Regions from separate parts of the Homo sapiens genome. Here region 2 is linked to region 1. A link is a contact called in ENCODE Hi-C or POLR2A ChIA-PET data. All regions are on one chromosome and are shown on one strand. The core of a region is the stretch at or near the end of the contact, and the rest is flanking DNA. Distances in the headings are between cores, read along the strand shown. Region 1 overlaps CEP192 (centrosomal protein 192). Region 2 overlaps CEP192 (centrosomal protein 192).

Region 1 (3,107 bases), core at 193-2,692:
CGTTTTGGCAAGAATACAGATTAAACAGTTTCTCATGAATGGATTCATAGTAAACCAAGCAGTGTTGTGTACTTCTCATTGCCCTACACCGGGAGACGTTTATCTCTCCCACAATTGGTGATACTGTTTTTGATAATTTTGGCTAAGGTGATGTCAGCTGGATGTCTCCTTGTGAAGGTAGCTTTTCCCCTTCGTTATTAATAAGTCATCTGTGGGATGAGATATCAGCCCTTTGATCATCTTATTCCCCGGCAACTCTTCACTAGCTGGTTTCAGTGTCCTTGCTGACTCTTGGAAATATTGATTACTCTCGTGGTGACAATGGCGATTTTTCTAATTCCTTCTACACTTATTTTCTGGCATCCTTCAGTAAAGCCACATTTTCTCCCTCAAAATATTTCATTTTAATTTAAAAGATTAATACAGCTAAGATATTCTTTCAACAGGCAAATGAAAACGGTAGCTTAAACTGCAAGTTTCAATCAGAAAATAACAGCTCTCTGATTTCCCTCGACTCACACTCTTCTGAAACAACTCACAAAGAGTCTGAGGAAAGCCAAGTTATTTGTCTACCTGGGACTAGTAAGTATAGAAATATGATTCTTTTGTTCTTAAGTTCTAGTTTTGACTTTACTTTTTTTAAAAAAAAAATATTTCTCTGGTATGATTTAGCATATATTAACTCTTCTAGTCCCTCAGGTCTTTAGACAGTCTAAAACTTTTCAAAAGAGCTTTTAATAATAGCTGAGTAAATTAGTGTTACTAGAAATACCGTAGTATATATTTCTTGGATTGAATATTACAAATAATTGTATTCTATCCAGACATTGATAATTAAATATGAATTCTTTGGGTATGGTAGCAGTTTATCATGTTTATTATTGCCTCTTACTGTTGCTTATTTTCTCTCTACGAAAATGGCTAAATTTGTCATAGGAGTGCTAAGTATTAGGGTTACATAAAATAATTTGACTGGCAAGAATCAGTTATTATGTTAGATTACTCAGATTTGATGTGGCTCCTTTAACATTTTTCTTTATTTTTTCAGGTAATTCTATAGGTACTGGAGATAGTAGAAGGTACACAGATGGTATGTTACCATTTTCCTCTGGTACTTGGGGAACTGAGAAAGAAATAGAAAATTTGAAGGGTATTGTTCCAGATCTTAACAGTGTAAGTTATGCATTTTTCTTAGATTTCCTATAAAAAAAGGAATAAGGGGTCTTTTGTGTTTATATGATATCAGTTTTTTTCAAAGAAACAGTAACTGTTGACTTCTGAAAAATACAGAAAAAGTACTCACTACTGATAATTTTTCGATATGTTTATAAGTATCATACAATTATATACATTTTCTTGCATTTAAATATTTATTGACTTGCATTTAGATTAGTCATTTGGAAAGTTCTTTAGCCCAGTGTCCAGTCATTACATGAAAAAGCAAACGGATCTTTTACCTTGCTCAAACATGTTTGTTTTTCATTGTTTCAGTTTTTTCTGTTTGTTAATAGTACCCCGTTTCTCCTGTGCCTGAAGCTTGGTAGTCATTTCTGACTCATACCTATTCATTATGCCCTTTTTAAATAGTGTTATTATAGTTTTATAAACTGTGATTTGAATTTTGCATGTAGGTTAATTTTTTCTCACTTAGACCCACTTGTCCAGTACTGATTAAAATAATGCTTGCTTTTTTGCTTTATTCTGTGCATCTCTATTTTGTACATGTTAAATATATTTTTAATTTAAATTTTAACTTGTAAAATACATATAAAATTTACTATCTTAATCTTTTTTTTTTTTCTTTTTGAGACAGTCTCACTCTGTCACCCAGTGCAGTGGCGTGATCTCAGCTCACTGCAACTTCTGCCTCCCAGGTTCAAGCAATTCTCCTGTCTCAGCCTCCCAAGTAGCTGGGATTACAGGCGCACATCACCACCTGGTTAATTTTTGTATTTTTAGTAGAGATGGAGTTTCACCATGTTTGTCAGGCAGGTCTCAAACTCCTGGCCTCAAGTGATCTGCCCACCTTGACTTCCCAAATTGCTGGGATTACAGGAGTGAGCCACCACACCCAGCTACTATCTTAATCATTTTTAAGTGTACAGTTCAATAATGTTAAGTACATTTACATTGTGCAGCCAATCTTCAGGACTCTTCATCTTGTAAAACAAACTCTACCCATTAAACAACAAACCTCAGTTCCCTCCTGCCTTCCAACTCATGGCAGCTACCATTCTACTTTCTGTCTCTATGAATTTGCCCACTCTGGGTAACCTCATATAAGTGAAATCATACAATATTTGGCCTTCTGTGTCTGGCTTATTTTATTAAGCGTGATGTTTTCAAGGTCTGTTCATGTCGTAGCATATATCAACATTTCATTTTTTCTTATGGCCGAATAATGTTCTATTATATATACCACATTTTATTTATCCCCTCATCCTTCTGTGGACACTTGGGTGTTTCTGTCTTTTGGCTTTTGAGTGTAATGCTGCCGTGAACATCAGTATACAAATACCTGTTCGAGTCCTAGCTTTCAGTTTGTTTGGATATATATGTAGGAGTGAAATTGTTGGGTCATATGGTAATTCTGTGTTTAATGTTTTGAGGAACTGCCATAGTGTTTTTCACAGCAGCTGCACCAGTTTACATCCACCAACAAAACACTAGGATTCCAATTTTTCCACATCCTATTTAACACTCTTTACTTTTTTCCCTTTTTAAATTATAGTTATCCTAATGAGTATGAAGTAGTATCTCATTGTGGTTTTGATTTGCATTTCCCTGATGACAGTGATATTGAACATCTTTTTATGTGCTTCTTTTCATGTATGTCTTCCTTGGGGAATTGTTCATTTAAGGCCTTTGCCCACTTTTTAATTGAGTTTTTTTGTTGTTGTTGAATTGTAGAGTTCTTTATGTCATCTGGATATTAAGTCCTTACCAAATGTATGAATTGCAAATTTTCCTCCCATTCTGTAGGTTGTCTTTTACTTTCTTGATATTGTCCTTTCACGTGCAAAAATTTTAAATTATGATGTAGTGTGATCTATTTTTATATTGCTACCTGTGCTTTTGTTGTTATAGCTATGAAATTGTTGTCAAAT
Region 2 (3,107 bases), core at 228-2,727, 58 kb after region 1:
CACCTTGATCTTGGACTTCCAGCCTCCAGAACTGTGAAGAATAAATTTCTGTTCTTTATGAATTACCCAGTCTATAGTTACTGTTATAGCAACACAAACAGACTAAGATGGTGGATTGTCACATTTTTATCTTCAAAACAACCATTCGAGATACTACTACTCTTGCCATTTTGCACATGTGTAAACTGAGGCTGAGAGAGATACGTGGCCGTGATCGTGCATCTTACTTGCTGGTCAGTGGTAGACACAAGGTTCAAATTCAGTCTGGGTGAATGCAGAGCCCACGTTTATGTATTGTGCAGTCTCTAGGGTGCTAATAACAGCTCTGTGTATTGTCATCTGGAGCAGTGGTTCTCAACCAGAGCTTGTGTTACCCCCAGGGGACATTGGCAGAGTCTGGAGTTACTTTTCGTTTGTCATAACTGGGGGCAGGACAAGAGTGCTACTGGCACCAACTGGGTAGAAGCCAGGGAGGCTGCTGAACATCCGAGAAAGCCCAAGACAGTTCCCACCACAAAGAATCATACAGCTCAACATTTCAGTAGCACTGAGGTTAGGAGCAATAGTTTTTCCTGTTTAATCTGTGGATTTACGGTGTTAGATTTGTTTCATTTAATCATTCTTTTTTCTTTTCTTTTTTTTGAGATGGAGTCTTGCTCCATCGCCAGGCGGGAGTGCAGTGGCATCTCGGCTCACTGCAACCTCTGCCCCCCAGGTTCAAGCAGTTCTCTTGCCTCAGCCTCCCGAGTAGCTGGGACTACAGGCGCGTGCCACCACACCCAGCTGATTTTTGTGTTTTTAGTAGAGATGGGATTGTTGGTCAGGATGGTCTTGATCTCTTGACCTCGTGATCCACCAGCCTCAGCCTCCCAAAGTGCTGGGATTACAGGCGTGAGCCACGCACCCGGCCAATCATTCTTTTTTCTTAACCTTGTTACTCTGTAGTAATTTGTGATTTCTTAGGCTTTGAAAATATAGGCAGAATACTTATAATGAGTGTTTTCAAAGGTACCTTTTCCCTTGTTTTTTGCTATTTAGTTTCGTTGATAAAATTTACTCGTACGTTTCTATGGAAAAAGAAAAATTAGAAACATTTTTGCTGTTGAAACTACCAGAGGTCACTTTGAGTGAGGGAGGATTTGTAGGAGCTTCCAATCTGAAACCCTTTTAAATGCTGTTTATTTATTTATTTATTTTGAGACATCATCTCACTCTGTCGCCCAGCCTGGAGTGCAGTGGCGTGATCTCGGCTCACTGCAACTTCCACCTCCCAGGTTCAAGCGATTCTCCTGCCTCAGCGTCTCGAGTAGCTGGGATTACAGGCACCCGTCACCACACCCGGCTAATTTTTGTATTTTTAGTAGAGATGGGGTTGTGCCAGTTGGCCAAGCTTGTCTCAAACTCCTGACCTCAAGTAATCCGCCTGCCTTGGCCTCCAAAAGTGCTGAGATTACGGGCGTGAGCCACTGTGCCAAGCCTGAAATGCTGTTTACTTGTACTAAAAGTCAAGATAGTACAAACTGATGAGGTGCCTGAAACTACTTTTTCAAAATGTTATTTTAGTTAAGTACATAACAACTCGGAATAAGTTATGATGGTTTCAAGTTTGCAAGGAAGTATTTGCAACCTATTTTAGTACAGATTGAGTATCCCTAATCTGAAAATTCAAACTCCACAATGCTCCAGAATCAGAAACTTTTTGAGTGCCAACATGATGCTCAAAGGAAATGCTCTTTGGAGCATTTTGGATTTTGGATTTTTGAATTAGGGATGTTCAGCCAGTATAATGCAGATATTCCCAAATCTAGAACACCTCTGGTCCCAAGCACTTTGAATAAGGGATACTCAACATGTAATTAGGAATGAAAGATAATTTTTAAAGGTGTGCATTTCAAAGAGTATGGAAAGTTTCCAGCAGGGTGAATATTTTCCTTACATTCGAATTTATGGGATGTATTCTGTGAAGGCTTGCTTCCTGCAAGGGTTGAGCCCTGTGGAAGCAGCAGCAGATGGATCCCCAAGCCTGACTCTAGTGTGCTGCTTCCTCCGTTGACAATGTGTCTGTCCTTGAAAAGTTGTTTGAGTTCTTATCTTTAGCTTAGTCCCTTTTGCATGCTTTTCTCTGACACTGGCTAGACTGCACACTAAGAGGATTATAAATACAGTTTTCCCCAAAAACATTTTATTATGAAAAGGTTCAGAATTACTGAGAAGTTGAAAGGATTATACAGTAAACAGTCACATACACTATCACTTAGATTCTATAGTTAACATTTTGCTATATTTCTTCTCCCACATATCCATCCATCAGCTCATCTTTTTAAAATTAATTAATTAATTTTTATTATACTTTTAAGTTCTGGGATACGTGTGCAGAATGTACAGGTTTGTTACACAGGTATACACGTGCCATGGTGGTTTGCTGCACACATCTACCCGTCATCTACATTAGGTATTTCTCCTAATGCTATTCCTCCCCTAGTCCCTCACCCCCTGACAGGCCCCAGTGTGTTATGTTCCCTTCCCTGTGTCCATGTGTTCTTGTTGTTCAACTCCCATTTATGAGTGAGAACATGTGGTGTCTGGTTTTCTGTTCCTGTGTTAGTTTGCTGAGAATGGTTTCTAGCTTCATCCATGTCCCTGCAAAGGACATGAACTTATCCTTTTTTATGGCTGTATAGTATTCTATGGTGTATATGTGCCACATTTTCTTTATCCAGTCTATCATTGATGGGCATTTGGATTGGTTCCAAGTCTTTGCTATTGTGAACAGTGCTGCAATAAACATATGTGTGCATGTGTCTTTATAGCAGCATGATTTATAATCCTTTGGGTATATACCAAGTAATGGGATTGCTGGGTCAAATGATATTTCTAGTTCCAGATCCTTGAGGAATCGCCACACTGTCTTCCACAATGGTTGAACTAATTTACACTCCCACCAACAGTGTAAAAGCGTTCCTATTTCTCCATATCCTCTCCAGCATCTGTTGTTTCCTGACTTTTTAATGATCGCCATTCTTTTGTTGTTGTTGTTGTTGTTGTTATACTTTAAGTTCTAGGGTACATGTTCACAACGTGCAGGTTTGTTACATATGTATACATGT

The links. A loop is a pair of places that touch in the nucleus more often than their neighbours do. ChIA-PET counts read pairs that join two places held with the same protein, here RNA polymerase II (POLR2A). Pooled maps may share reads with other maps.
Region 2: a loop to region 1 is called in a map of mammary epithelial cell, with 3 times the contacts of the local background. The contact joins two enhancer-like sites. A Hi-C loop is called at or near these places in 4 of 168 maps with a recorded cell type or tissue (PC-9, Right ventricle myocardium inferior, heart left ventricle and 1 more) and 8 of 50 pooled maps. POLR2A ChIA-PET finds 5 or more read pairs at or near these places in 2 of 52 experiments (activated T-cell and activated naive CD4-positive, alpha-beta T cell).

The regions. Positions count from the first base shown.
Region 1 is chr18:13,018,034-13,021,140 of GRCh38, forward strand. It overlaps CEP192 (centrosomal protein 192), which reads left to right. Exons shown (of 45, transcript NM_032142.4): 8 at 447-582; 9 at 1,049-1,173. Among named protein-coding and RNA genes, the nearest start is that of CEP192, 28 kb to the left of the region's middle. Within about 2 kb of position 1,443, at least 3 of the 41 ENCODE cell types and tissues checked have a DNase peak (open chromatin) inside an H3K27ac peak, as active enhancers do.
Region 2 is chr18:13,075,605-13,078,711 of GRCh38, forward strand. All of the region lies in intron 30 of CEP192 (centrosomal protein 192), which reads left to right. Among named protein-coding and RNA genes, the nearest start is that of CEP192, 86 kb to the left of the region's middle. Within about 2 kb of position 1,478, at least 3 of the 41 ENCODE cell types and tissues checked have a DNase peak (open chromatin) inside an H3K27ac peak, as active enhancers do.